Linked DNA regions of Homo sapiens: region 1 is linked to region 2. A link is an interaction called in ENCODE POLR2A ChIA-PET data of the cell type or tissue named here. Cell type or tissue: IMR-90. All regions are shown on one strand. Links, peaks and the distances in the headings refer to the core of each region. The heading gives the core; the rest is flanking DNA.

Region 1 (8,536 bases), core at 3,071-7,070, 150 kb after region 2:
TTTGTATTTTTAGTAGAGGTGGGGTTTCACCCTGCTGGCCAAGCTGGTCTTGAACTCCTGACCTCAGGTGATCCACCTGCCTCAACCTCCCAAAATGCTGGGATTACAGGCATGAGGCTCTGCGCCCAGCCTGTCTTGGACTTTTCTAGCCTCCATGCCATCTATCAAAGTCTTCTAAGATCTCTGACTCCATTCAACTTACACATTTATACTCAAAAATCTAGATTGCCTTCTATGCATATGATGCCCTACCCAAGCCAGGACACAATAAATACCTCATGTAACCCAATAAATATCTCATAACAGTCCTGTAAGATGAAGACCATCACAATCCATCTTCTCAGCATTTTACAGGCTTTTTTTTTTTTTTTTTTTTTTGAGACTGAGTCTCACTCTGTTGCCAGGCTGGACTGCAGTGACTCAATCTCCACTCACCGCAACCTCTGCCTCCCGGGTTCAAACGATTCTCCTGCCTCAACCTCCCGAGTAGCTGGGACTACAGGTGCGCACCACCATGCCCAGCTAATTTTTGTATTTTTAGTAGAGATGGTGTTTCACCATGTTAGCCAGGATGGTCTCGATCTCTTGACCTCATGATCTGCCCACCTTGGCCTCCCAAAGTGCTGGGATTACAGGAGTGAGCCACCACACCTGGCCTTTACAGGCATTTTTTAAATGGAGCCTGGAGAGGTCTAGTACTTTGTCCAAGGTTATGCAGTAAGGGGAGGTGGGGCCAGGAAGTCATCTTGAGCAGTCTGACTCCATGGCCCACTATTCACTAGCACTGCCTCCCTAGATGCCCCCAAAATGCTTCTGGCCATAGACCTTTCCTTCTGCTTCTCATCCCTCTATGCTTCTTTACCTTCCATGCATGCATTCATTTGTCCATAATATCCCTGGCCACCTGCTGTATGCCAGGCACTGTGCTAGGCGAGGAGGATGCAAAGATTAAGAAGACAGTAGTCCCTGACAGCAGTCCCTGACTTTGAGAAGCTTACATTCCATAGAGAATGCACAGAGGTAAAGGACAACCCCATGCACAGGAGGTTCTACAATGTGAGCCTAGGATAGGGCCACCCACACACACTTGTATGCCTTTCTTGTTTTTCCTCCTCTGCTCAAAAAGTCTTCATTTAAGGCCCTGTGTTCATCATGATGGGAAAATCAGCTCAAGAAAACTTCAGGAGGATTCCTCCAGGTAAATTAAGTTACCCAAACAGACTAACATGCTAACAACTTTCAGATTTGGAATCTGCTCCTCTAGAGCCTACAGTTTGATGACTGTCATTTCATGTTGAAACAAGAACAAGAGGATTGCTTATGTTTGCTTCTCTCTGCAAGAATCTAGGTTGAAAACAAAATGAAAAGGAAATCTAATCTGAGGACACTTCTCAAGTAGAAGTCAGAGGAAAGAGCAATAAAGAAGAACTCAGAGGTCTTACCTGTTACCCTTAAATGTCTTCTTCCTGATCACAGTCCAAAGGACTCATGTTACTAATACCATTGTTCTGACAAAGCTAGCAAGGACAGTCTGCTGAGCAAGTATGCAGTCTTCTCTGTGATCTATTCTGTCTTCACAGGCAAGAGTGATTGCCCATGTTCCATCCCCCAACAAAGCATCAAAACCAACCACACAGACCTGGGTTCAAAGGCAGACTCTACCACTTACTGAGAGATCATCAGTGTCCTTATCTGGAGAATGGGAATCATCCCTAACAGGTGCAAAGACTCTAGCCTTGGGCATGATCAAATTCAAAGCCTTCTTGGGACACTCTCATAATCAGTCACTGCAGGCTTTCACCTGCACAACCATCTAGCTCAGCTCTTGTGCTAATATATCAGAGCCCTGGCCCCAACTGCCCAAGGGACTTGTAATTATTTTTGCAGCCGTAAGTCTGGCATCTAGTCCTGCAGATGGGTAGGGAGAACAGGTCCTATGACCTGGGAAGAGAGGGAGTTGAAAGCAACAGAGTATCCCAGCTGCAGTCACACAGGCTGGGGCTCAGATTACACTCCAGACAGGATGCAGAGCAAGAGTACAAGGAAATCCAGGCGAAAAGAAATGCTGCAAGTTGGAGGGAGGGAAGTGTCCAGGATGCCCCCAGAGACAGACTGAGTCCATAGTTAGATATCAACAAAGCAGCACCCAAAAAATGACTACAGAAAGAATTCCCTACTTCCCAAAAAACACTCAGAAAATCACATTGAGGGAAAAAAATCTGAACTATGTTGGACTGGCCTGAACTTTTGTATAGTTTAATATTGTTTTTAGTTTTAATACACAGAAGCCAGGTGAAGGTAGGGATTGGAAGACATCATATTCTTCTCCACGCTAGGTCCACTATGGTTCCTAATCCAGCCTGGCCTATTAAATACCAATGAGATTTAATGTATGTCTCTCTAGATTGAGGGTCAGAAACCCAAATGCCTACAGAAGTCAGGCAGATTAGATAAACGAGAAACTGTGCTAGGTGGGGGTGTAGGAGCTGGAACACAAATGCTCTATGGATGCAGGCAGTTGTTAATCAGTCAATTGCTGCCACAGAGAAGCATGGCCTGAGTTGCTGGATCAATTTACTTTTACATTCCCACATATTAATTCTAAAAATGATTTTTCCAACTGTCTTAGTCTATTTGAACTTCTATAATAAAATTCCATAAGAGGAGTGGTTAATAAACAACAGAAATTTATTTCCCCCAGTTCTTGAGGCTGTCAAGTCCAAGATCAAGGTACTGGCAGATTTGGTGTCTAGTGAGGGCCTGCTTCCTAGTTCATAAACTGCTTCCTTTTTGCTATAACCCTACAGGGAAGAAGGGGTGAGGGAGCTTTCTGGGGCCTCTTTCATAAGGGCGCTAATCCCATTCGCTACGGCTCTGTCCTCAAAACCTAATCACCTCCCCAAACCCCACCTTCTTATACTTCACATTGGTGATTAGGTTTTAACATATGAATTTGGGAGAACATAAACATTCAAATCATAACACCAACCTATTTTGGGGGTTTTTTGGGGGTTTTTTTTTTTTTTTTTTGAGACAGAGTCTCACTCTGTCACCCAGGTTGGAGTGCAGTGGTGCGATCTCAGCTCACTGTAGCCTCCACCTCCTGGGCTCAAGAAATTCTCCTGTGTCAGCCTCCCAAGTAGCTGGGATTGCAGCTGCCTACCACCAGGCCCTGCTAATTTTTGTATTTTTTTAACTAGAGATGGGGTTTCACCATGTTGGCCAGGCTGGTCTCCAACTCCTGACCTCAAGTGATCTGCTTGCCTCAGCCTCCCAAAGATAGCACCAACCTTTGTTCAATTTATAAAAGATGTTTGAAATTAAAGTCTGATTAATTTCTATTTTCATTATGGATTACTAATAATATCAGCTAACACTTCCATAAAACTTACATGGCAGGCAGCATTCTAAGTGCTTTATTCACGTTGACCCATTTAATCCTCACAACAGCCATTTGAGGCAAATCTATCATCATCCTCCTGTTGTAAATTAAGAAATTGGGAGTCTCTGAGCCTACTCTGGCTCAAGAGGCTGCCCAATAAGAAATAAGAAATTGTTTTTTAATATTTAAAAGAAAGTTAAAGAAAAAGAACAAACAAATTAAGAAATAGAAGCATAAAGTATCAAGCAAATTCTCCCAACTCACTCAGATAATTTGTGGCACAGCTGGAGCTACATGGACAACTAACCCTGGGTTCAAGATGAGTTTAACTTTGAGGCTTCCAGAAAAGACATGAGAGAGCCCTCCTGTAAATGGTGAATGGTTTTCTTTTACCAAAGTCTTTATAATAGCTCATTCCCCCAAAACCCTATAAATCAGAGAAGTCAACTCTGACCCCTTGTCTGTGTTAGTCAAAAAGTTTCATTGGAGCAGAACCATACCTACTCGTTTATGTGTCCTCTGAGGCTGGCTTTGGTGTATGGTCTCTACCATGAGTAGTCATAACAGAGACCATGTGGCTCCCAAAGCCCAATATGTTTATTATCTGGCCCTTTACAGAAATAGTTTGCAAACTGCTACTCTGAATTTAAAAAGATTTTTTAAAGTTCTTATACTTTATACTTAATTGTACTAGACTCAGATTAAGAAAAATATGTCCTTGAGGCCGGGCGTGGTGGCTCATTCCTGTAATCCCAGCACTTTGGAAGGGCGAGACAGGCGGATCACCTGAGGTCAGGAGTTTGAGATCAGCCTCACCAACATGGCAAAACCCCATCTCTACTAAAAATACAAAATTAGCCGTGTGTGGTGGCACACGCCTGTAATCACAGCCACTTGGGAGGCTGAGGCAGGAGAATCGCTTGAACCAGGGAGGTGGAGGTTGCAGTGAGCTGAGATCATGCCATTGCAGTCCAACCTGGGCAAAAGAGCGAGATTCCATCTCAAAAAAGTAAAGAAAAGAAAAAGATGTCCTTGAGGCCAGGTGTGGTGGCTCCCACCTGTAATCTCAGCACTTTAGGAGTCTGAGACAGGCGGATCACTTGAGGTCAGGAGTTTGAGACCGGCCTGGTGAACATGGCAAAACCCCATCTCTACTAAAAATACAAAAATTAGCTGGGTGTGGTGGCGGGCACCTGTAGTCTCAGCTACTTGGCAGGCTAAGGTGGAAGAATCACTTGAACCTGGAAGGCAGAGGTTGCAGTGGGCCGAGATTGAACCATTGCACTCCAGCCTGGGCAGCAGAGCGAGACTCCATCTCAAAAATAAGAAAAATATGTCTTTGAAACTTCAATTAAAAGTATCTCCTCCTAAAGTTGAATTCATAGAAGGAAGAAAGCTCTTAACTAGAAAGTTCCTTAAAAACACACAGATATGGCCAGGCGCGGTGGCTCACACCTGTAATCCCAACATTTTGGGAGGCTGAGGTGGGTGGATCACCTGAGGTCAAGAGTTCGAACCAGCCTGGCCAACATGAAGAAACACTGTATCTACTGAAAATACAAAAATTAGCTGGACGTGGTGGTGCGTGCCTGTAATCTCAGCTACTCGAGAGGCTGAGGCAGGAGAATCGCTTGAACCCAGGAGGCGGAGGTTGCAGTGAGCTGAGATCATACCATAGCACTCCAGCCTGGGCAACAGAGTGAGACTCTGTCTCAAAAAAAAAAAAAAAAAAAAACACAGATACATAAACTTTTATGGAAATTTTCAGTTTCTTCTATAAAAGCAGAAAAAGAAACAATTCAAACCACAATTCCATTTCTCCAATTATCAAAAATCTGCCAATCCTTTTTTTATCCAAAAAGACAACTTTTAGTGGTAAAAGCTGCTTTTTTGTGGCAACTGTTCTTGTTTCTATTTTATTTAAGGTTTTTTGAATAACTAGAACATACTAGAATTGTGTTTAAGAAGACTGAGAATACATCTTACATTTGTGACTAATGACCCTCTTAGACTGAAAATCAATGTTTAGGCAATAAGTGTAAATTTTACAGATTACAATAAAATAAAAACAAGTTAGTACACAGCTATAATTTGATGAAGTTAAGATGGTATTTTTAAACTGAAAGGTCAAGTTTCTTGTGGAAACAAATATGTGTTTCCAAGGATTGTCTCATTAGTAACTGGTGGAATCATTTATAAACAAATAAGACAAACAACCTTTCCAGGCCTCAATTCTTAAGATAAGATATAGAAAAAGGTCATTTTAAGACCCTAGGAAGTGTCACACCATCAGGACCTTTCTACAAATGAGTGTTTAAATATACTGATGATAAATACCTGAAGAAATTAAGTTGACCTTAAAGAAATTAAATTAAGTTGAATCATTGGATTTTGTCCTAAACTTTGCAGAATCAGAGATCATTTCGACTTTGCAGACTTCAAGCAGGGTATTTTTCTGCTCAACTGCAGTTGACATTTCTTGCATGGTAGGGGAAAAAATATCTAAACAAATGGAGGGATACACTGTGTTCATGGATTGGAAGTCACAATATGTTAAAATATCAGTTCTCCCTAAATTGATCTATAGATTCAATGCAATCACACTCAAAATTCCACCAGACATTTTTGCAGAAATTGACAAGCTGATTCTAAAGTATATAAGAAAAAGCAAAGGAAGTAGGATAGCCAAAACAATTTTGGAAAAGAATGTTAGCTGCCTCACACTACCTGATTTCAAGGTTTTGTTTGTTTTTTTTTTTTTTTTTTTTTTGAGACGGAGTCTTGCTCTGTCGCTCAGGCTGGAGTGCAGTGGCGCCATCTAGGCTCACTGCAAGCTCCGCCGCTCCCGGGTTCACGCCATTCTCCTGCCTCAGCCTCCTGAGTAGCTGGGACTACAGGCGCCCGCCACCACGCCCGGCTAATTTTTTGTGTGTTTTTAGTACAGACGGGGTTTCACCGTGTTAGCCAGGATGGTCTCGATCTCCTGACCTCTTGATCTGCCCGCCTCGGCCTGCCAAAGTGCTGGGATTACAAGCATGAGCCACTGCGCCCGGCCTTTTTTTTCTTTTTAATTTTTTTTAGAGACAGGATCTCGTTCTATCGCCCAGGCTGGAGTGAGTGGCATGATCGTAGCTCACTGCACCTGGGCTCCTGAGCTCAGGCGATCTTCCTGCCTCAGCCTCCTGTGTAGCTAGGACTACAGGCACACACAACCACACCTGGCTCTGATTTCAAGTCTTACTGTAAAGTTAACAATAATCAAGATATTAAAGAAGGCCAGGTGCGGTGGCTCACGCCTGTAATCCCAGAACTTTGGGAGGCTGAGGCAGGTAGATTACCTGAGGTCAGGAGTACAAGACCAGCCTAGCCAGCATGGTGAAACCCCGTCTCTACTAAAAAAAATACAAAAATTATTCGGGCATGGTGGTGTATGCCTGTAATCCCAGCTACTCAGGAGGCTGAGGCAGGAGAATTGCTTGAACCCGGGAGGTGGAGGTTGCAGTGAGCCAAGATCGTGCCATTGCACTCCAGCCTGGGTGGAAAGAGCGAAACTCCGTCTTAAAAAAAAAAAAAAAAAAAAAAGATAGTAAAGAATAACTGCTGCAAATCACTTGGGCTTAATCAGGTGGTAAAGATTTTTGTTTCCAGAGTAACTAAAATTTTAAAAACTAACAATATCAGCCAGGCGTGGTGGCTTACGCCTATAATCCCAGCACCTTGGGAGGCCGAGGCGGCGGGCAAATCACCTGGGGTCAGGAGTTCGAGACCAGCCTGGCCAACATGGTAAAACCCTGTGCATACTAAAAATACAAAAAGTAGCCGGGCATGGTGGCACATGCCTATAATCCCAGCTACTCAGGAGGCTGAGGCACTTAAACCCAGGAGGTTGCAGTGAGCCAAGATTGTGCCATTGCACTCCAGCCTGGGCGACAGAGCAAGACTCCGTCTCAAAAAATAAATAAATAAATAAATAAATAAATAAATAAATAAATATAAGAATACAAAAATTAGCCAGGCATGGTGGCACACACCTGTAATCCCAGCTACTCAGGAGGCTGAACCAGGAGAATCCCTTGAACCTGGGGGGCGGAGGCTGCAGTGAGCCAAGATCGCACCACTGCACTCCAGCCTGGGGGACAAAGAGAGACTCCGTCTCAAAAAAAAACTAACAATATCAAGTGTTGGTGAAGATGTGGAGCAGCCAGAGCAAAGTGGTGTGTAGTTAGAAAAATGAAATTAAGTCAAAGAAAAGACTTGGACAAGAGTGTTTATAGCAGATCTATTCGTAATAGATCCAAGTGTCCAGCAACGAGAGAGTGGATTAAAAAGTGTGATATGTTCATACGATGAGATAACAAACACTCAGCAATAAAAAGGAACAAACTACTGATACGCAGAACATTATGGATACATCTCAAAATCATCAGCTTGGTTGAAAGAACCCAGAAACAAAAGAGTATATTCTATATTATCCCATGTGTATAAAGTTTAGCAACAGGCATAACTAGTGACAGAAATCAGAACAATGGTTGCCTCTGCAAAAGGCAGGTATTGACCACCAAGGGACACGAAGGAACTGTCAAGGTGAGGGAAATGTTCTATACATATCTTGACTTGGGTGACAATCACATGAGTGTAATCATTTGTCCAAATTCGTTGACAAATTCACTTAAAATTGGTGCATTTTCCTGTATGTAAAATATATCTCATTTTTAAAACTTGTGTTTCCACATTGACCAGAAAGATCAACACATGATCTATCTCTTATTCATTGTGCTTTCATTTTTAGGACTAGTTGGCAGAAATCTAAGGCTTTAAACAGGTTGTCTATGATTCTAGTCAGAGCTACCAACCTCTTAACACAAGACGCTCCTTCTTTCATTCATTCTACAAACAGACCACAAAACAATCAAACACTGTTTCAATATATAATTTATACAATACATAATTTATGCACGAACATGGCACTCTTCTGGCTTTTTATATTCATTAGTTAATCTAAATTCTACTTTTTAAAAATATGCAGTACGGGCCGGGCGCTTTGGCTCACACTTGTCATCCCAGTACTTTGGGAGGCCGAGGCAGACGGATCACGAGGTCAGGAGATGGAGACCATCCTGGCTAACGTGGTGAAACCCTGTCTCTACTAAAAAT
Region 2 (8,536 bases), core at 2,917-6,916:
TGGGACTACAGTTGTGTGCCACCACAGAGGGCATGATACACTGTCGATTTTTCTAATGCATGTTAAAATAAATGCCTAATGAAAGTTTTAAATGTTTGTATAATGCCCAAATCATCTTGCATCCTATCAATGAGATGAGGACAACATTTCTGGAAACTCTGGATCAAATGTTCCCTCTGGATCCAGGCAACTGTAAAATCTATAATGTTATACCATGTTCAGGTGGCTATTTAACTTAGGGTATGTTTCTTTATACCATTTGCCTCCTTGAGAGCTCAGACTGTGGCTTAAACCTCTTTGGGCACGTAGCAAATAGAAGAGTGCTTGATAAATCTGTATTTAATGTTAAATTAAAAGCACACCATACATACATACAAATATATCCATCGCCTACTCACCCCCAGACCCCATCCACTGCCAAAATGCTCATTTCTTTCTCTCCACCTCAGTGTCACTGTGTTCCTCAAGTGGCTGTCTGTAAATGAACTGAAGCATGTGGCGTTCCAGGCCTTGTGTGGGCACTCAGGAAATGTTACCTTCCCTGACCCCTTTCCCTCTTCCTGTGCCTCTTTGTTCATGAGTTGCCATTTGTCTGTGTGAAAAGTGGGCCGACTTCCCAAGGAGTTTATAGCCCAAGCTCTTGGGTCAGAATAATTGTTGTCTTCAATTTCAGCCCTAAAAGAGGTTCCATTGCCAGGTGCAGAAACTTCTAATCTAAGAAAAAAAGAAAGTATACTTCTAAAAGCTATTATTAAAGAGATCTTGAAAAACTGTCTGGTGATTTCCTAAAATTCATCAGCAAAAATTGAATACACACCCACAGTATCATGACCCCATTGTGGGTTCACGGTCTGAGAATTTCACAACCAACCAGCATTTACTAAGCATCTGCTTGAGCCCTCTCTGTCCATAACCTTGGGAGACACAAATCTGAATAAGGCTATCTATTAGACCATGAGACTAGAAGAGACTAAAAGACTGAATACCTTGAAAGCAAGGAATATGTCTTCATCTTTGCCTCCCCAAGGGCTTAGCAAAGCATCATGCATGTGGTAGTTATGCATTAAATATTTGATCCGTAAATGAACAAATGGATGAATGACACTGCTCCAGCACTGAAGGAGCTTACAGTCTGTTTGAGAAGAAAGAAGCCATAGATAAACGATGGGTTAATTAACAATAAACTCCACATTACAAGAGATAACACTGGCTAATAAAAACGTTAAATGAAAGGGGTGCTGTCATTTACTTTCCCCCAAAACACCAAATGTTGATTCAGCCGCAGGTCTCAAAAAAGAATGTGTGTTGGCCACTCTTCTGTACTTTCATTTTTCTGCACATGAGTCCAACTTTAGAAGGAAGTTGCTAGGTTGTTGTCATGTGACTGATTTTTATTTAATTAATTAATTTATTTATTTATTTTTGGGACGGAGTCTTGCTCTGTCACCCAGGATGGAGCGCAATGGCACAATCTTGGCTCACTGCAACCTATGCCTCCTGAGTTCAAGCAACTCTCCTGCCTCAGCCTCCTCAGTAGCTGGGATTACAAGCATTGCCACCATGCCCAGCTAATTTTTGTAGTTTCAGTAGAGACAGGGTTTCACCATGTTGACCAGGCTGGTCTCGAACTCCTGACCTCGTGATCCACCCGCCTGGGCCTCCCAAAGTGCTGGGATTACAGGTGTGAGCCACCGCACCCGGTCCATGTCAGTGATTTCTAAAGGCCACCAACCTTGCTGGCTCCTGGGAATGAGCAGGGTATTATTTAATGTAAATAAATCAGCGAGTGTTTATCCTTCCATGCATTCTTCTGCCATCCACAGGCAAAGAGAGAAGTGGCACTGGTGACTTTTTTAGAGCTATGAAGTTGGAATATACAAGAGAAGCTGAAAGCTTTCAATTAATGATTTCTTAGGCTTTAAGTCAGGGTGACCCTTCAACATAAAAGGGCTTTAGCCACCACTTGCTGGGGAGAAGCGCTGGGCTTTCTACACAGTTCTCTGGGACTCCAAATTGTTAGCATAAAAATAGCAGCCCAAATCAATGTTCTCTATTATTCATTAGTTACCGAAATACTTTTCCCAAATATACGCATAGCTGAAAGATGCCTTCTTTCAAAATGTTTTAAACCACTTTCAGCCCATGAATCTTAGTCCATCTTTAAAGGGCACCCATTTTTTTTCAAACCATATATTTCAGTCGATTTCATTGGGCACTGATACCATCACCAGCAAAACCCTAATTAATTGGGAAGAATGACATTTCCATTAAAATTCTTTTTGAAAAATGATTTATGCACCTGGCTGATAAAAATTTCAAACAGGGCAAAACAATATGGAGTGGAAAGTAAACTTCCATCGACCTCTGGAACCCAGTCTCCCAATCTTTTTCATAGAAACATCCAGTGTTAAATTTCTGGGGTATCCTCCTAGAAATACTCTGTGTATATATAAGTGCATACACACAAAAGAGGTCTTTAAAAAGTTTATGGAAAATGCATATTATGAAAAAACTATGCATGGATTTTCATTTTTCTTGCACCAAAATAAACTCATACTAACCTGTTATAACATGTCTGAACAGAATCTAGTTGAGGCAGTAAGAAGGATAAGACTTCAGTTTGAAAAGCGCCTCTGTCAGAGCAACATGAATTCTGCTAAAATTGAAGCAAGAACAAACTTCAAATCTAGGGTGAAGTTTGCATGGAAGAACAGTGAAATCATTGAAACTGTACAAAAAGTGTGTGGGGACACTGCCCCAAAGAAATCAACAGTTTACACATGGCTAATTCCTTTTAAGAAGAGATGAGACGATGTTTAAGATGAAGCCCACAGCAGCAGACCATTCGCATACATTTTGGAGGAAAAAGTTAGTATTGTTGGCTCATGCGTATAATCCCAACACTTTGGGAGGCCAAGGTGCGAGGATCACTTGAGCCCAGGAGTTTGAAACCAACCTGGGCAACATAGTGAGACCCCCATCTCTACAAAAAATTTAAAAATTAGCCGAGTGTGGTGGCACAGGCCCGTAGTCCCAGTTACTTGGGAGGCTGAGGTGGGAGGATCACCTGAGCCTCAGAGGTCAGCCTGCAGAGAACCACTATTGTGCTACTGCTCTCCAACCTGGGCAACAGAACAAGACCCTGTCTCAAAATAATAATAATAATAATATTGTTTGTGCCCCAATTAAAGAGGACTGACAGTTAGGAACATAAACCTAATTATAAACATAATAAGCATAAGTCTAATTATAGCCAACACCATAGACATCTCAATTGGTTCAGCTTACACAATTCTGAATGACAAATTAAAGTTGAACAAACTTTTCACTGGATAGGTAACAAAACCACTGCACTCAGATCAGCTGCAGACAAGAGCAGAGCTTTCAATGGAATTTTTAAAGAAGTGGGATCGAGATCCTGAAGCATTTCATTTAAGGATTGTAATAGGAGATGAAACACGGCATTACCAGTATGATCCTGAAGATGAAGCCCAATCAGAGCAATGGCTACCAGGAGGTGGAAAGGGTTCAGTCAAAGAAAAAGCAGACTGGTCAAGAGCAAAGGTCATGGTAACAATTTTTGAAGATTCTCAAAGCATTTTGCTGTTGACTTTCTGGAAGGCCAAAGAATGATAACATCTGCTTCTTATGAGGGTGTTTTGAGAAAGCCAAAACTTTAGCAGAAAAAATCCAAGGAAAGCTTCACCGGAGAGTCCTTCTCCACCGTGACAATACTCCTGTTCATTCGTCTCATCAAACGAGGACGATTTTGTGAGTTTCAGTGGGAAATCCTTAGACATCCAACGTACAATCCTGATTTGACTCCTTCTGACTTTTTGTTTTCTAATCTTAAGAAATATTTAAAGAATACCCATTTTTCTTCAGTTAATAAGGTAAAAAAGATTACATTGATATGGTTAAATTCCCAGGACCCTCAGTTCTTTAGGGATGCACTAAATGGCCATCACTGCTTACAAAAGTGTCTTGAACTTGATGGAGCTTATGTTGAGAAATAATTTTATATTTTTATTTTTATCTTTTAATTTTTTCCATAAACTTTTTGAAGTCCCCTAATGCAGCAGTCACCAACGTTTTTGTCACCAGGGACCAGTTTCGTGGAACACCATTTTTCCACGGACCAGCATGGGTGGAGGGCAGTTTTGGGATGAAACTGTTCCACCTCAGATCATCAGGCATTAATTAGATTCTCATAAGGAGTGCACAACCTGGACCCCTCACATGGGCAGTTCCCAACAGGGTTCACACTCCCATAAGAATCTAATGCCCGCTAATCTGACAGGAGGCAGAGCTCATTCGCTTACCTATTACCTTCTGCTGTACGGCCTGGTTCTTAATAGGCCATGGACCAGTACCAGTCTGCTGCCTGGGGATTGGGGCCCCCTGCCCTAGTGTGTGTGTGTGTGTGTGTGTGTGCGCGTGTGTGTGTGTGTGTGTGTGTGTGTGTATTGTGTGTGTGTATTCCCCTCCCCTTCCTTACATATACTCTAACATTCTTCAGTGAAACTTAACAGATATTGTGAAGTTTGCTGCAAATCTGTACAGCTGCACTATATTTCATAATATGAGTGTCCCATAATTTACCCAGCCTCTTCTGAATAGACATAATGGTGGTTTTCAGTTTTTTACTTCCACAAACATACTTTTGCACATATGTATGACTAGGACTACAGAATCAATTCCTTAAAGTGGAATTACAGAATCAGAGGATATGTGAGTTTTCATTCTGATAGACATTGCCAAATGGTGACACTTAACTTTTGATGAGAACTGCCAAAAGTAAAGTATTTGTTCGTGCCAGAAACAGAGTGAAGATAGCATTTTATTTTAAAGTTTAATACCTCAGGCAAGCAAGTAGCACATTTATTCATGAAACTCATTTGCCCCTGTCTTGCCCACCTAAAGCACATACACATTGTTATGAACCCATTCAAAATATACTTGTGACAACAGCTTACTCAATGAGGAACTTGCTAGAAATTTCGTATCACCAAATTGTGTGAGTATTTGTCGCAATGGGGTTAGCTTGCACGCTCTCTACTTTGCCCTGGCTGTGTTTACTACCTTTCATGGCCCTGGTCAGTTAGTAACACTGTCTTGTTTTTCTTTTGTAACCAAAGGTCAGTTTGTGACCCTGCTCCACTCCCCACCTCCTCTGCCTTAGTTTCTTCTTGCCTTAGTTTCCTCATAAGAGTAACCAGTCTTAAAGTGTCAGGGCAGGCACATTACTGATGTATCAGTGAAGAGCCCCTGGGCACAATGGAACTTGAATTTGATTTTCTATTACCTGTGAGGGTGAGTTAGTAAGCAGACAGCCTTGTACTCTGTTCAGCGGCTTCCCTTGCTGCCTTTCTATAATGAAAAAAGCAGAGACCCAGAACATTCTCCCGTTTCTCTAGTGTTTACCCAACACACACTCTGTGCTACCATCCCCATTTGTGGCTTCTTTCCTATTTGCTCTTGTAACATGAGAAACAGTGTGGAGGTTTTATGCTTGTTTTGTAACCAGCTATAACCATTTCCTTTTCTCTGCCTCTGATTATAAACACATTTCCTTCCTGGTAACCATTGAAAATCTATATCTGACCAGGTTGAAACCAAATGAAGTCATTTTGGTTCCATTGGTGACAACCAATTAAATATAATTCTGTTTACATTTAGAATGGGTTGTAAATTTAAGAAAATGATTTAAGCCCTACTTAAAATATTTTTTGGCTCATAAAACCATGAAATCATTTCTGTAATATGAGTAATCAAGAAGCTTCATATTTACATTTACCTTTAAATTGCTCTAAAAGAGCCAGAGACTGGACATTAAAAACAAACAAACAAAAGATTCAGAGTCTGCAAGGAAGCTATTTCACTATCCCCATGCTGCGAGCTGGTTAAGCTCTTTAGCTCAGATAGCCCTATTTTCTCAGGGAGCAATGGAAAAAACAGATCTCCTACTTAAAAATAACAGTAAAAACAAGAAACACACTGCACTATATTGGTAAACCTCAAACTCACGTAAGTCAGTTACCTGCCCCGATGGGAGTTTAGAAGTTGGTGCTACTACTCTTAGTACTGCCATAAGATGTCACCAGAAAACAGGACCCTGAGTTCTAGGAAAAGGGATAAGAATGGACAACAGGTGGGAGCCACCAAACTATTCCAGGCCGGATGACAGAAACCTTAAAAGAAAAGTTCCAAATACAATTAACTGACCAAACCCCTCCACACAGTGGAGAGGCTTCATAATCAATAAAGACAACTTCCCACCTCTGAGCACTTACAACAAAGATGCAGATGTATCTTTGGCAGTGGACTTTTTTTTATTGAGTTCTATCTCCTTTTCTTCACAAGCATGTATTAAGCAAGTTTTATGTGTTATACTTTCACTGGGTGTTGTGCAAAGACTAAAAAGTCATCAGCTCTGCCCCATAGTGGGTGGTTGTTAAATGTTGTTAAATGAATGGATCTGTGAATATATGCATGTGTGAATGAATGAATAAATAAAGCTTATAATATGGTTATGGGAGAAAACACAGCTTTAATTTTCTGTTACTTGTCAGGGTGGTGTGTACAGAACACAGTGGTATGCGTGACCAGTTCTACCCAGGGTAGTGTGGCAAGATCTCAGACTTGAGGTGACAATTGAATGGGCGTTGGTCAGATGAAAGGAGTTTAACGTAGACAAGTAAAAGACCACAGAATGAGCAAAAGCCTAAAGCAGAGATCAACAAACTACAGCCTGTGGACCAAATCCCATCTGCTGCCTGTTTTTGTAAATAAAGTTTTATTTGGGCAGAGCCATGCTCATGCATTTATATTTTTTCCATGGCTGCTTTCACACTACAATAGCAGCATTGAGTAGTTGCAACAGAGACCACATGACCCAGGAAACCAAAAATATTAACTATCTGGCCGTTTACAAGTAAATGTCTGCCGCCCTCTGGCCTAGAGATATGAAAGAGCTGAATATTCAGGAACCTGTAGGGAAGTCGTAATAGCTGAAACTTGTAGTCCAAAAAGGGGCTCAGTGAGAGAAGAGACAAAACGGTGATCAGAGGCCAACCCTGAAGGTTCTTCTGTGCCATATTAAGAAATTCAGTTTTGCCATCGCATGTTCTCACTCATAGGTGGGAAATGAACAATGAGAACACTTCGACACAGGAAGGGGGACATCACACACCGGGGCCTGTTCTGGGGTGGGGGAAGTGGGGAGGGATAGCATTAGGAGATATACCTAATGTAAATGACGAGTTAATGGGTGCAGCACACCAACATGGCACATATATGCATATGTAACAAACCTGCATGTTGTGCACGTGTACCCTAGAACTTAAAGTATAATAATACAGAAAAAAAAGAAATTCAGTTTTGCTCCTTTAGGAAATGGGTAACAAGAGCAATTTTGCTTTTAGAAATATCTCTCAGGGATCAGGATAGACGAGAGAGATGCAAGTTTGCAGCAGGAGATCAGCTCTCCAAACTTCACATCTTATAAATTCCTTGATTCAACAAACATTGAAAAGCTTAATGCTGTCATTATGCCTCTTGCTCTATCCTTGGGAAACAGAACCTGGCACACAGACATGCCCAATCAATATTTATTGAATAAAGGAATTAAGGAAAGAAAAAAGACAATATTGTAATGGCATCATTATTAAATGGTTTTCTGAATAGGCTGCCTCTGCTATGAGACAAATAGCTGAGATTCTCACAGATTTCCAGTTTCCATACTAGCAGGCATTGAGATCCAGGCAAAAGGAGGTTAATAGTGAAACACAAGCCAGAGAGAAATTCCTCCCCTTCATCTCTGGTGCCAACATCATCAAATACCAGTCACTGGCCAAACCTGTGTTTATTCCATGCCCTGTGGCCTAATGAGAGGGGATGGGACAAGAAGCAGCTCTGCTAATAACTGTCATGAAAATAATAATATCACTTGGCTGTATGCGGCAACTTTCATTGGAAGCTCTTGAATCAATTTTTTCCTCTTGCATAACTATTATTTCCATTTTATTTCCACTAAAGGAGAAGCCAAACCACAGAGTGGTTGTGACTTGCCCAAGGTCATGGAGCAAATCAGAAGAGCAGTTTTTAAAAGCTGAGAAGGATATCAGGGGATGTAAAATCCAGTTGCCTTCCCAGCCTAGAATGGGCTGGGTTCATGACTCAGTAAGACACATGGCGTTACCTAAGCTCAGTGTCTCTGAAAATGAGTCACACTAAGGGAGACTCAGGGCCTGAGGGGCTGTGTCAGACATACGTTTTCAGTAGTCACTCATTGTCCCTGCCCATCAGATTTTAACGTCTGTCACCGAAGCCCATCACAGACAGGGCCTCTTGGGAGGTTTAGCCTATGGAACTGGGAAGGTCTGCCTTGGGGGTGTCTGTCTTTTCTGGATGTTTACCCAGCTGTCAGTTCCTATGAAGCCCAGGTCTCCCCATTCCATTATCCATCAGGAGCCCATGGCTGGGGTAGCTGTGGCTTCCACTCGGTCCATGATGATTCTGGTGTTTGCCTGTTGTC

Evidence for each region. ChIA-PET counts read pairs that join two places held together with the same protein. Peaks named below come from ENCODE experiments on the same cell type or tissue, not always from the same donor. Only the 100,000 strongest peaks of a DNase experiment are listed, where the experiment ranks them.
Region 1: POLR2A ChIA-PET joins it to region 2 with 14 read pairs; 3 of 35 experiments call an interaction of 5 or more read pairs at or near these places.

What each region holds. Positions count from the first base shown.
Region 1 is chr12:93,278,255-93,286,790 of GRCh38, forward strand. All of the region lies in intron 2 of LOC643339 (a long non-coding RNA gene), which reads right to left. Among named protein-coding and RNA genes, the nearest start is that of NUDT4, 95 kb to the right of the region's middle. In IMR-90, for the core only: no CTCF peak of the experiment used is centred there; no DNase peak of the experiment used is centred there.
Region 2 is chr12:93,130,002-93,138,537 of GRCh38, forward strand. All of the region lies in intron 3 of LOC643339 (a long non-coding RNA gene), which reads right to left. Among named protein-coding and RNA genes, the nearest start is that of LINC02412, 40 kb to the right of the region's middle. RefSeq lists an enhancer at 5,390-5,459. In IMR-90, for the core only: no CTCF peak of the experiment used is centred there; no DNase peak of the experiment used is centred there; H3K27ac peaks cover 394 bases.